2 separate regions of the Homo sapiens genome follow, and region 2 is linked to region 1. The links are chromatin loops, found by intact Hi-C in ENCODE. Cell type or tissue: GM12878. All regions are shown on one strand. Links, peaks and the distances in the headings refer to the core of each region. The heading gives the core; the rest is flanking DNA.

Region 1 (6,721 bases), core at 1,498-5,497:
CTACTCTAACGTCAGTTCTTCCCCTACAGACTGCACTTCCCTGTGCTTAAAAAAAAAAAATTATTTAGGTGGAGCCAGGCGCAGTGGCTCACGCTTCTAATCCCAGCACTTCGGGACCCGAGGCAGGCTGCAGCTCAGGACCAGCCTGGCCAACATGGCAAAACCCTGTCTCTACTAAAAATACAAAAATTAGCCAAGCGTAATGGTACATGCCTGTAATCCCAGCTACTCAGGAGGCTGAGGCAGGAGAATTGCTTGAACCCGGAAGGCAGAGGTCACAGTGAGCTGAGATTGCACCACTGCACTCCAACCCAGGTGATGGAGTGAGACGCTGTCTCAAAAAAAAAAAATTATATATATATATATATATATTTAAGTGAAATTCACATAATAAAAAATCATATTAAAGGGTAGAATTCAGTGGGTTTTAGTATATTCACAATGTTGTACAAACCCCACTTCTACATAGTTCCAAAACATTTCAATGACTCCAGAGTAAAATTTCTCAACCTATTAGGCAGTTTCTCCAGTTTCTCCCCTGGCACCCAGGCCCTGGCAACCACAAATCTACTTTTTGTCTCTATGAATTTGCCTATTCTAGACATTTCCTCTAATGCTGTCATACAGTAGGTCACCTTTTATGCCTGACTTCCTTCACTTAGTATAATGTTTTCAAAGTTCATCCATGTTGTAGTATGGGTCAGTACTTGGTTCCTTTTTATAGCCATATAATATTCCATTGTATGAATAGCCCACAATTTGTTCAGCCATTCCTCCATCAATAGACATTCAGGCTGTTTTCACCTTTTGGCTACTGTAAGTAGTGCTGCTATGAACATTTGTGTTCAAGTATCTCTTTAAATACCCCTGTTTTCAGTTATTTGGGGTATATATCTAGGGGTGGATACGCTATATCACATGATAATTTTATGTTTAACTTTTTGAGGAACTGCCCAAAATGGCACAATGGCTGCACTGTATTTTTTCCAGAATGGCTGCTCTGTATTTATATTTGCACCAGCAACACATGAGGATTCCAGTTTCTCCACATCATCGTCAACACTTGTTATTTTCCTCTTTTGTTTCCCTGGTTATAGCCATCCTCCCGGGTGCAGTGGCTTGTCGCTGCTTTTGCCGCTGTGGTTCCTTCTGCCCATGTGCTCCTCCTCATCCCTTCATCTCTCAATAGTGCCGTCTCTCCAGGCTCAACTCAGAGCATGCACGTTGGGGGTTTCTACCCCCAATCTCATATCCCAGAGCACGTGTCTCCCCATGTGTGTTCCCAACTTCCTGAGCTTGTGCTTTTTTTTTGGTGAGGGAAGACATGGTCTCACTCTATCACCCAGGCTGGAGTGCAGTGGCATGATCTCGGCTCACTGCAACCTCTGCCTCCTGGGTTCAAGCGATTCTCCTGCCTCAGCCTCCTGAGTAGCCGGGATTACTGATGCATGCCACCAACCATGCCCAGCTCACTTTTTTTGTATTTTTAGTAGAGACAGGGTTTTCACCATGTTGGCCAGGCTGGTCTCATTGAACTCCTGACCTCAAATGATCTGCCTGCCTCGCCTCCCAAAGTGCTGGGATTACAGGCATGAGCCACTGCGCCCAGCCGAGCTTGTGCTTTAGAGAGGGGGAGAGAGAGAGAGAAAGAGAAAGAGAGCGAGATTGGATGGGTGGATAGATAGATAGATAATAGATTGATAAGACTTGATAGATTGATAGATGATAGATAAGATGATTGATAGAAGATAGATACGATGGATAGATGATTGATAGATGATAGATAAGATAGATGATTGATAGATAAGATAGATTGATGAAAGATAAGATAAATAGACTGATAGATGATCGGTAAAATACATAGATTGATTGATTTCGGGAGTACAGGTGCAGTTTTGTTATATGGATATATTGCATACTGGTGAAGTCTGGGGTTTAGTGTAGCCATCACCCGAATAGTGTACATTGTACCCATTAAGTAACTTTTCATCCCTCTCCCTCCCCCTCCCCACCCTTCTGAGTCTCCAATGTCTATTATTCCACTCTCTATGTGCATGTGTTCATATTATTTAGCTCCCACTTATAAGTGAGAACATGCAGTATTTGACTTTGTGTCTGTTATTTCACTTAAAGATAACTGCCTCTAGTTCCATTCACGTTGCTGCAAAGGACATGATTTCATTCTTTTACATGGCTGAGTAGTCTTCGTGTGTGTGTGTGTGTGTGTGTGTGTGTGTGTGTGTGTGAGAGATATTTATCCATTCATGTGTTCTGGATACTTAGCCTCTTTATCTTTGCTATTGTGAATAGTGCTGCGATATGGGTGCAGGTATCTTTTTGATACAATGATTTCTTTTCCTTCGGGTATATACACCAGTTTTGGGGTTGCTGGATCGAATAGTAGGACTATTTTTAGTTCTTTTGAGAAATCTCCCTACTGTTTTCCATAGAGGTTGTACTAATTTACCTTCCACCAGCAGTGTAGAAGTGTTCCCTTTTCTCCACATCCTCGCCAACATCTGTGATTTTTTTGCCTGTTTAATGATGGTCATCCTGACTAGAGTGAGATAGTATCTCACTGTGGTTTCAGTTTGCGTTTCTCTGATGATTAGCGATGTTGAGCATTTTTCACATGTTTCTTGGTAATTTGTGTGTCTCCTTTAACAAGATGTCTGTTCATGTCCTTTGTCCACCTTTTAATGGGGTTATTTGCCCTTTGTTGTTGTTGAGTTGTTCGAGTTCTTTGTAGATTCTGGATATCAGTCCTTTGTCAGATGCACAGTTTGCAAATATGTTCTCCCATTCTGCAGCTTGTCTGTTCACTCTGTTGATTATCACTTTTGCTGTGCAGAAGCTTTTTTAGTGAACTTTTGCTTTTACTGTAACACATGCCACATCCTGTCTTACATGACAGTTGGGTCCCTTGTTCTCATCTCCAGTAACTTTGCTTCCCCTCACTTCAGTGTCCAAGGGCCTGCCTTTCCTGCCAGGCTGTGAGGACCAGGAGCCCACAGCCGTGCCTGCATGCCTGTTTCAAGCTTGCTGTATACCCAACGCACAGCACAACAAATGCCTGTATTTTCTTTTTTTTTCTTTCTTTCTTTTTTTTTTTTTTTTTTTTGAGACAGAGTCTCACTTCGTCGCCCAGGCTGGAGTGCAATGGCGTGACCTCAGCTCAATGCAGCCTCCAAAAAAACAAACGAAAATATTTATAGCTACTTTTAATTACATGTAGATTAAGGGGCAGTTTATGCAGAAATTTCAAGGAAAGGGTGGTAGCATTTGGGTCCTCGGTCTTTGCCACGGAAAGGAGCAGTAACTCCCAGTGTTGCCATGGCAATGGTAAACTGTCAGCGCTCACAGGTGGGCGTGTCTTATGGAGAGGTGCTACTGCCCCATCCCTGTTTTAGCTAGTCCTCAATGTGGTCCAGTGTCCAAGCCCCACCCCTGGAGTTAAGTCCCGTCTCCTGCTTCACTGGTTCTAGGGAGCTCTGGGATAACCTGAGATCTCCCTTGTATCCGCCCAATATTGCCCTTACGTCCTTATGGATGTTGTTTCCAAGAACACACACCCATAAACCTGCACACAAATCTCTGCCTCAGAATCTATTTCCCAAGGGCGCCACCTAGGAAAGAAGGCATAACAAAGTTTGGGGGAAAATATTGTCTTGTCTTCTCCAGTAACCACAGACCAGCAGGCCCGTACATCTCAGCTTCTTCTTAACCTGGGTAACATCAATGCCTGTTCTGTTCCAGATAGGTTCTCATTCTGTTGATTAGATTTAATAGGGAGAATTGGGGGGCCTTCTGGTTTTCTGGCCAGCTTTTCCTATTGATGCCTTCCAAAGTCATTCAACTTCCTGCCTTGAGATGTATCAGTGACTTCCCACTGCTCTGGGGAAAGGCTGCATATGGCCCGGCTTTCTCTGTGTCCTCACCTTATCCACACATGCTTCCTGAGCTACATCTGAAGCTTGTCAATTGCTCATTTCCTCCACCACAGGGCCTTTGTATATGCTGTTTATGGTGCCCACACCCCACCGACCCCACCCCTTATTCACTGAATTAACTCTTGTTTATTCTTCAGATATTAATTCCGTTGTCTTTTCCTTGAGGCGACCTTTTCCCAGAGGCACAACTGCATAGTGTCCAGGGTCTATGATACCTTTAGGGGCCCAGAAAAAAAGGCTTAATTTCTTTTAAAATCAGAAGAGGGAGACAGTGACTATATTATGATGAATCCAACCTGGATTTATACCAACAAAGTTGCAAAATGTAATTTTTTTTAATGAGAAAAAGCCCCCGCCCACCCCCCTACAGGGCAAAAGTCCCTCAGACCTTTTCTGGCCTCCCCCTAACCCACCAGCACTGCTAGGTCAGGTCTTCCCTAAGTAAGATGCTTTCACTCTGCCCTGAACTCTTCTGCCTAGGCAGGTACCACGGTTGTAACTTGACATTTGGCCCCTAAACCACTAGCTGGATGAAGGCAGGGACCATGTCAGACTTATTCTCTGTGCAACACCGAGTCTACACAGCACTTGGCTCTTATTATATGCTCAATAAACATTTGCTGCAAGTATGACTAAGCGAAAATGATCAGACTTCACAATCATCCCACAAGAACACTCATTCCATCTATTATTTTTTTGTTTCTTTTAGAGGCAGGGTCTTATTCTGTTGATTCTGTTGCCCAGGATGGAGTGCAGTGGCACCATCTAGTTCACTGCAGCCTTGACCTCCTTGGATTACACGATCCTCCTGCCTCAGCCTCCCAAGTAGCTGGGACTACAGGCTCACCCCACTGCACCCAGCAAATTTTTAATTTTTTTTTTTGTAGAGATGAGGTCTTACCATGTTTCCCAGGCTGATCTCAAACTCCTTGGTTTCAGGCAGTCCTCCTGCCTCAGCCTCCCAAGGCCTTGGGATTACAGGCGTGAGCCACTGCACCCGGCCCACACTCCATCTACTTCTAACTCCCTGCCTCTCCTGCAGGCCAGAGGGGAGGGGAGGGGAAAAGCCTGCAAGACGGAAACCAGGAGGAAAGACTCACAATGGACGTGAGAGAATTGGTGGTACTCAACCTTTCTCCCTGATAGGGGAGTCAGGCCGGGGGAGGTGGGTGGCGGCAGAGATTTAGCGTAAACAAACATTTCCTTGTCTGGTAGGTCATTTTGTAATTATATGCAGGTCAAGCTCTTTAGAGCTCCCGGAAATCAGACAATATCTGCCTGCAGAGAGGCCAGTCCTGCTCCAGGGCCCCCAGCGTGGAGGGGACTTTCATCAGAAGATCTTTCCCTATCCAGGCAGGAATCTAAGTGACCGTCCGGTGTGAAACAACGAAGCCAGCAAAAAGCAATAGGAAGGAGAGCCGACCTCAGAGTTCAGAAGATAAGCGGGGGAACAAAATGAATACGTGAACTTGGGGAAAACGGGCTGAGCCTGAAGCCCTGGGCAAGGTTCTCTGGGGAAAAGGGGATGACATTGACCTTGGCCTTCATGCTCTCGGGAGGGACGCTGGCAAGAGTGATGGAGAGAGGCACCTTTGTACATAGGACATTCCAAGCCACCACTTGGTACTCTCCATGGATGGCAAATGTGTCAACTTTGAGAGAGGATAACAGACCATTAAGAGAAAGCAAAGGAGGCTGTTGCCAGAGGTGGAAATTGGTTCTTGCCAACTAACTGCCCTCCTTCAATTTCACTCGGTCAAGGCAGTGGGGATTTTTCAAATCATCCTCATGGCTGTGGTTCCAGCACCACCCTGGGAGGGATGGGGTTGCAGGGTAAAGACTATAAAGAAGAGGGCTGGGTGCAGTGGCTCATGCCTGTAATCCCAGCACTTTGGAAAGCTAAGGTAGGCAGATCACTTGAGGTCAGGAGTTCAAGACCAGCCTGGTCAACATGGTGAAACCCCATCTCTATTAAAAATACAAAAATTAGCTGTACGTGGTGGTGTGTGCTTGTAATACCAGCTACTCGGGAGGCTAAGGCAGGAGAATTGCTGGAACCCAAGAGGCAGAGGTTGCAGTGAGCCAAGATCGTGCCACTGCACTCCAGCCTGGGCAACAGAGCAAGACCCCATCCACCCCCTTCCCTCCCAAAAAAAAGGCTCATGCCTATAGTCCCAGCTATTCAGGAGGCTGAGACAGAAGGATTGCTTGAGGCCACCAGTTCAAGGCTGCAGTGAGTTATGATTGCACCACTGCATTACAGCTGAGGCAACAGAGCGAGACTTGACTCAAAAGAAAAAAAAATTGATGGAATTTTGGCCGTATGCAGTGGCTCACGCCTGTAATCCCAATACTTTGGGAGGCTGAGGCAGGCGGATCACCTGAGGTCAGGAGTTTGAGACCAGCTGGACAACAGAGCATGACCCCATCTCAAAAAAAAAAACCCAAAAAACAAAACAACAACAACAACCAAAAAAAACCACAGAAGAGGCTTGACTGACAGCCAAGGAGAAAACTTAACGACACACACACACACAAAACCCCGAACTGGTAGCAAACAGGATGGACTGGTGGCTGCATGCCAAAGTCCTTTGGGTTCACATTTGACTTCAGCTTAGAGGGACAGTAGCCAGCGTTTCCCTTTGTCGGAACTAGGCAGATTATGGGAAGAGGCTCTGGCACTCTTAAAATTCCCCTGCCCTCACAGACCTAAAATTAACATCACTGTTTATAGTGCTGGCTGTGGATGTAGAATATCATATTACAGTAGT
Region 2 (6,721 bases), core at 1,462-5,461, 330 kb before region 1:
CGTGATCCACCCTTCTTGGCCTCCCAAAGTGCTGGGATTACAGGCGTGAGCCACCACGCCTGGCTTAGTATTATATTAATGCTGCAGTGAACCACCTTGGAGAAATATTTTCCAATACAACTCTGATTATGTTCTTACCACAAATTCCTAGAATTACTGGATCAAAAAGATTTTGTATATTTAGTATTTAATAGCTATTGCCAAATTGTTCTTTAGAAAGGCAGACCCAATGTGCAATCCTAAGATAACTTGCCTCCTTCCCTCCCTTTCTTCCTTCCTTTCTTCCTTCCATTCTCTTTCTTGAGACAGGGTCTCGCTATATTGCCCAAGTTGGCTTTGAACTCCCATCTCAGGAGATCCTCTCTTCTCAGCCTCCCGAGTAGCTGGGACTCCAGGCATGCACCACCGTGCCTGGTGAAACTATGAATTTCTACTTTCCCACTCGGACCCGTTATGCCTCTTCTTCAGAGATGACTAATCATGAGCTAATTGTGCCTCTCATCTCCTGCAATGGGGAATAGAGTCCCTTTCAACATATAAATCATTCAGTAGTATTCAAATGGTTTAATGCAAATGCAGTGGTAAAAAAAAAAATTGCTCAGTGATAATTTGCATCCCAACCATCATCACTGTCTGCATTAGGAGAATTTATAATCATTTTTCCCCAACCTTTGTGACTGAACCAATGTCCTGAGTATAGGATTATAGTCAGCACCATCAAGATAACTCTGGGTATGGGCCAGGCGCGGTGGCTCACGCCTGTAATCCCAGCACTTTGGGAGGTCAAGGTGGGCGGATCTCAAGGTCAGGAGATTGAGACCATCCTGGCTAACATACTGAAACCCTGTCTCTACTAAAAATACAAAAAAAATTAGCCAGGCGTGGAGGCAGGCACCTGTAGTCCCAGCTACTCGGGAGGCTGAGGTAGGAGAATGGCGTGGACCCGGGAGGTGGTGCTTGCAGTGAGCCGAGATCACACCACTATACTCCAGCCTGGGCAACAGAGGGAGACTCCGTCTCAAACAAACAAAAAAAAGATAACTCTGGGTATGAATCTGTTGCTAGTGGGAGTGATGTGATGGCTTCAGTAAAGGATGATGACGTGGCTGATCTGCTGCAATGACCCCTCTGACTGTAGGTGGTTATGTTGACATGGAGTCCGTCACACCCAACTTCCCTTTGTATGGGAACTCCCCTGCCTGCGGTGCTCTGCTTAGAGGAGCCACGGTCAGCTGTTTTCTGTCTAATTGGACTGGGCTCATGACCTACCGTGTAGTCAGACTCAAAACACAAGAGAATCAGACCTCTCTGAGAAATTTATTTATTAATTCATTTACTTTTGAGACAGAGTCTCGCTGTCTCACCCAGGCTGGAGTGCAGTGGCACGGTCATGGCTCACGGAAGCCTCAACCTCCTGGGCCCAATTGACCTTCCCACCTTAGCCTCTCGAGTAGCTGGAACCACAGGCATGCACCACCACGCCTGGCTAATTTTTGTATTTTTTTTTGTAGAGACGGAGTTTCAACATGTTACCCAGGCTGGTCTTGAACTCCTGGCCTCAAGTGATCTGCCTGCCTTAGCCTCAGCCTCTCAAAGTGCTGGGATTACAGGCATGAGCCACCACATCCGGCCTCTTTCAGAAATTTAAACTTGAAGAACTGAAACAATCGAAGGCAAGCAGGGGGTAGCTGAATCCAGTAGTGGAAAGGGGGAAATTGAAGGGCAGATTCCGTAGTCTAAGAGTTCGTGACTCTATGTCAAGCACAGGCTTGGCCCACTGTTGATGTTCAATACGTATTTGTTGTTGAATGAATGAGCGGAAGGATTTGATGATAGCCGACCTCTCTCTTCTTTCTCCGTCCAGGGTGCCTCCCCCTTCTGGTAGCAGCATCCCCATTCCTTTGGGAGCCTGCCTAGAATGTTAATTCTAGCTGGGGGAATTCTAATTGCAATTCTAAAATGTAATTCTAGCAAGGGGAAGGCAGGTTCCCGAAGAAATGGGAAACAGGTTCACTCCATATGGATTGACACTGCCTACCTGAACCACCTGAATTAAGAAGTGTGGTATCCTCAGCTCTTGAGGCTCCCCATGATGTGACACTAGTGTCCTTTTCTGCTTCTATGCTCACACTCCTCCTTGGCTTCTTTCCCTTCCCTGGATGTCCGCTTTTCTGTTTTTTGTTTTGTTTTGTTTTGTTTTGACACAGAGTCTCACTGTGTTGCCCAGGCTGGAGTGCAGTGGCGAGATCTTGGCTCACTGCAACCTCTGCCTCCTGGGTTCAAGCAATTCTTGTGCCTCAGCCTCCCAAGTAGCTGGGATTACAGGTGCCCACAACCATGCCCAGCTTATTTTTGCATTTTTAGTAGAGACGGGTTGTCACCACATTGGCCAGGCTGGTCTCCAACTCCTAGCCTCAAGTGATCCGCCTGCCTCTGCCTCCCAGAGTGCTGGGATTATAGCCGTGAGCCACCGTGCCCAGCCCTAATTCTCTACCTTTTGTCTGTGTGAGCTTGGGAAAGTTAATTAACCTCTCTGAGCCTCAGTTTCCTTAGCTGTGAAATGGGGATAAAAGTGAGATAACACCCACAAAGGAGCTGGAACAGAGCTGCCACTCATTGTCTTCTGTTAAATATGAGCCCTGCCCCATCCCAGAGATTTGGGGAATAACTGCAGGAAAGTCCGTGGTCACGGTGGGCAGTATAGTGTGACAATTAAGAGCATCAGCTCTAGCTCTGTCATTTAGTAGCCCTGTGACCTTGGGTAAGTTTATGTAACCTCAGTCTCCTCACTTTAAAGTGGGATAATAATAGCGACAACATCTGAGAGCCATTGTGAGGAATAATTGAGAGGATTGAGAAACGTGCCCAGGAGGTGGGCTTGGCTCTGAAGAAGCACTCAATGAATGGCAGCTATTTTTTGGCGGAAACCATGGGGAGAGAGGCTTTCTTTTCTCGATAGGGTTACTAAACTGGTAGAATGTGAGCCTAGAGCTGCTAGCAGCCATCTGTGGGAGGCCCTGCCTGCAAACAAAGCCAGCCCAAAGAAGGCCGAGCAGCAGAGAGGTGGACAGGGAGGGACTCCTGGTGACTTTTTTTTTTTTTTTGTAATGCAACTTTTTTCCTTTCTTTTTTTTTTTTTCCGAGTCTCGCTCTGTCATCTGGGTTGGAGTGCAGTGGCGTGATTTCAGCTCACTGCAACCTCTGCCACCCAGGTTCAAGCAATTCTCCTGCCTCAGCCTCCCGAGTAGCTGGGATTACAGGCGTGCGCCACCATGCCCAGCTAATTTTTGTATTTTTAGTAGAGATGAGGTTTCACCATGTTGGCCAGGCTGGTCTTGAATTCCTGACTTCAAGTGATCTGCCTGCCTCGGCTTCCCAGAGTGCTGGGGTTACAGGCATGAGCCACTGAGCCGGGCCTGTAATGCGACTTTAAAATATAACACTAAATACTTATTAACATGGGGTTGTACCAGACATGTGTTTAACTCATGCAAATCCAACTCTGCATGTTTGCCTTGGTAATGAGGAAGTGGGTATAATCCTCCAGAACCAAAGGGCCAGGGAGGAGGTCTGAGTGCCACTCCAAATGGGGTGTGGAGGACTGAACTCCTCCTTCCCTGGCTTCTGTAGCTGAGGGAGGCACAAAACCAGTGGTTCCCAACTTTATCCCAATGCTTAGTACCAGGATGCCCTTTTTATTATTTATTTCTGTATTTATTTATTTAGAGACAGGGTCTTTCTCTGTTGCCCAGACTGGCAGTGGCGTGATCATGGCTCACTGTAGCCTCCAACTGCTGGGCTCAAGTGATCCTCCCACCTGGGCTTCTGAGTAGCTGAGACTACAGGCGCACCACACTAGCACATCCAGCTAATTTTTAAATTTTTTGTAGAAACAAGGTCTCGCTATGTTGTCCAGGCTGCTCTCGAACTCCTGGCCTCAAACGATCCGCCTGCCTCAGCCTCCCAAATGCTGGGATTACAGGTGTGAGCCACTGTGCCCGGCCAGGATACCCTTTTCAAAACCTTCAAAAATATCACCAACCTGCACTTGAGTGTTTTCTCATGAGAAAAGGCATAACAACAAAAAGCCACTGTGAATTAGTATGTACTTTTAAAGAATTTTTAAAAATTGCACTAGTGCTGAAAAACTATTCATGTGTCTATATGTGGGAGGTATTGTTTATTCATTCTATGGACCATTCCATCTGCACTTTGGGTATGCAGACTCTTGCTGTATGACTCTGGGGCCCAACCCCCAACACCTCTACAGCCCTTGGGTTCCAGTGGTGCAGTTCTTGGTATGTGGCCTGCAGCCCACTGAGTGGGTCTAAGCTCCTTTCTACAGGCCATCAACTGATCCTAAAAGGTCACATTCTTCCTCTGGTTCTTATGAACAAGTTACACATATATCCGTTGATTTCCAGCTTGATGCATGACTAAGTGCCACTTTCTAGGAACCTACTAAGTGAGTTACTACAATTGACTAGTCATAACTAAAATTAGAGTGTTACTGGGAATTACCGAGAACTCAGCCGCAGGGATCTTCTGGAAGCCTGGCTCCTGCATGATGCTTTTCAATGCTGCAAAACTCCTACTGCACAAGTCACAAAGCAGGAACTGGTGGCTGCAGATGGGAGGAAGGGTCTTTGGCCTTGCCTAAGTGAGCCAAAGATCAAAAGCATTTGAGAGCCACTGTTCTAGGATCTGGAAATTCAGTAATCTACTCTCCTGGGTGCTTTAGTCCCCCATCTCGATATCCCTGACATTTCCAGCTGCTCTTAACGTCATTCCCAACTTGCACTTTTAGACCACCATAAGTTACCTATAAAGCATGCTTTAAACAACTGATATTATAAATAACATTCAAATTCCAGTTCTGACCTCTAAATGCCTAAGCCGACCATTCAGTTAATAAATATTCAATAATACTCAAATATATTCAGGCGTATATTAGATCCAGGGCATGTAGTAGTCATCAAGACTGTTGCATTCCCTGTTTGCATGGAACTTATGGTCTGGTATCAGAAAAAGACACTATATAAATAAATGAAGCAATGATAACATTTCATGGGCTTAAAAAAATAAAGTATTGAGGTAGAGGCTGGGTGCAGTGGCTCATGCCTATAATCCCAGCACTTTGGGAGGCTGATGGGGGGGATCATTTGAGGTCAGAAGTTTGAGACCAGCCTGAACAACATGGGGAAACCCCGTCTCTACTAAAAGTATGAAAAATTAGCCAAGCGTAGTGGCACAAGTCGGTAATCCCAGCTACTGAGGAGGCTGAGGCACAAGAATCATTTTGAACCTGGGAGGCAGAGATTGCAGTGAGCCAAGATTGTACCACTGCACTCCAGCCTGTGCAACGGAGCAAAACTCTGTCTCCAGAAAAAAAGTATTGAGGTAGAGAATGGCATGGGAGTCCCTATTTGAACACAGTGGTCAGGAAAGATGTCTTAGTCCATTTTATGTTGCTATACAGGAATACCTAAGGCTAGGTGATTTGTAAATAAGTTTTTTTGGTGCACACTGCCACAGGCCGTACAAAAAGCATGGTGCCAACATCGGCTTCTAGTGAGGGCCTCATGCTGCTTCCACCCAACGGGAGATAAATAGGAAATGGTGTGTGCAGAGATTGTATGGCAGGAGAGGGCGAACGAGAGAGGAGAGATGTACCAGATTCTCAAGGGAACCAATAGAGTGAGGACTCTCCACAAGGGAGGGCATTAATCTGTACATTAATCTGTGCCATTAGGCCCCATCTCCAACATTGGGATCAAATTTCTTTTTTTCTTTCTTTCTTTTTTTTTTTTTTTGAGACGGAGTTTCGCTCTTGTTGCCCGGGGTTGGAGTGCAATGGCGTGATCTCAGCTCACGGCAACCTCAGCCTCCCAGGTTCAAGTGATTCTCCTGCCTCAGCCTCCCTAGTAGCTGGGATTACAGGCATGTGCCACCATGCCCAACTAATTTTGTATTTTTAGTAGAGACGGGGTTTCTCCATGTTGGTCAGACTGGTCTCGAACTCCCGACCTCAGGTAATCTGCCCGCCTCGGCCTCCCAAAGTGCTGGGATTACAGGCATAAGCCACCGCACCCGGGCTTTTTTTTTTTTTTTTTTTTTGAGACGGAGTCTTGCTTTGTTGCCCAGGCTGGAGTGCAGTGGCACAATCTCAGCTCACTGCCAGCTCCACCTCCCAGGTTCATGCCATTCTCCTGCCTCAGCCTCCCGAGTAGCTTGGATGACAGGCACCGGTCACCATGCCTGGCTCATTTTTTTGTATTTTTAGTAGAGATGGGGTTTCACTACGTTAGCCAGGATGGTCTCGATCTCCTGACCTCGTGATCCACCCGCCTCAGCCTCCCAAAGTGCTGGGATTACAGGAGTGAGCAACTGCACCTGGCAGGATCAAATTTCAACATGAAGTTTCAGGGGACAAACATCCAAACCATAGCAAAAGATGTATCAACCAGGGTTCTGTGATTGTAAGCAACAGAAAATGATGCTGGAAATTTATTGGAAAGATGTGGGAGACTTGCAGAAGCAATGGAAAAACTGGACCTTGTGAAGGAATGACCAGAACCACACAAATTCTAGGGATGTAGGGAGCAAGAATGAATGGAGTGTCTCTTAAGTGTCTCACGTACATGATATATCAATGTCAGCCATTGTCTGTCTTTGGTTCATTTGGGTCAAGGGCTTATTCATTTGGCATGGAGGGAAGGGA

Evidence for each region. A loop is a pair of places that touch in the nucleus more often than their neighbours do. Peaks named below come from ENCODE experiments on the same cell type or tissue, not always from the same donor. Only the 100,000 strongest peaks of a DNase experiment are listed, where the experiment ranks them.
Region 2: it touches region 1 in a loop (17-fold over the local background); 1 of 110 quality-filtered maps calls a loop at or near these places.

What each region holds. Positions count from the first base shown.
Region 1 is chr12:116,670,418-116,677,138 of GRCh38, forward strand. All of the region lies in intron 1 of LINC03088 (long intergenic non-protein coding RNA 3088), which reads left to right. Among named protein-coding and RNA genes, the nearest start is that of LINC03088, 12 kb to the left of the region's middle. RefSeq lists an enhancer at 2,527-2,836. In GM12878, for the core only: a CTCF peak has its summit at 3,633; a DNase peak (open chromatin) is centred at 2,874; H3K4me3 peaks cover 982 bases; H3K27ac peaks cover 1,112 bases.
Region 2 is chr12:116,335,715-116,342,435 of GRCh38, forward strand. It overlaps LOC105370005 (a long non-coding RNA gene), which reads right to left. Exons shown (of 3, transcript XR_945392.2): 3 at 4,582-4,656. Among named protein-coding and RNA genes, the nearest start is that of MED13L, 61 kb to the left of the region's middle. RefSeq lists an enhancer at 1,458-1,507. In GM12878, for the core only: no CTCF peak of the experiment used is centred there; no DNase peak of the experiment used is centred there; H3K27ac peaks cover 154 bases.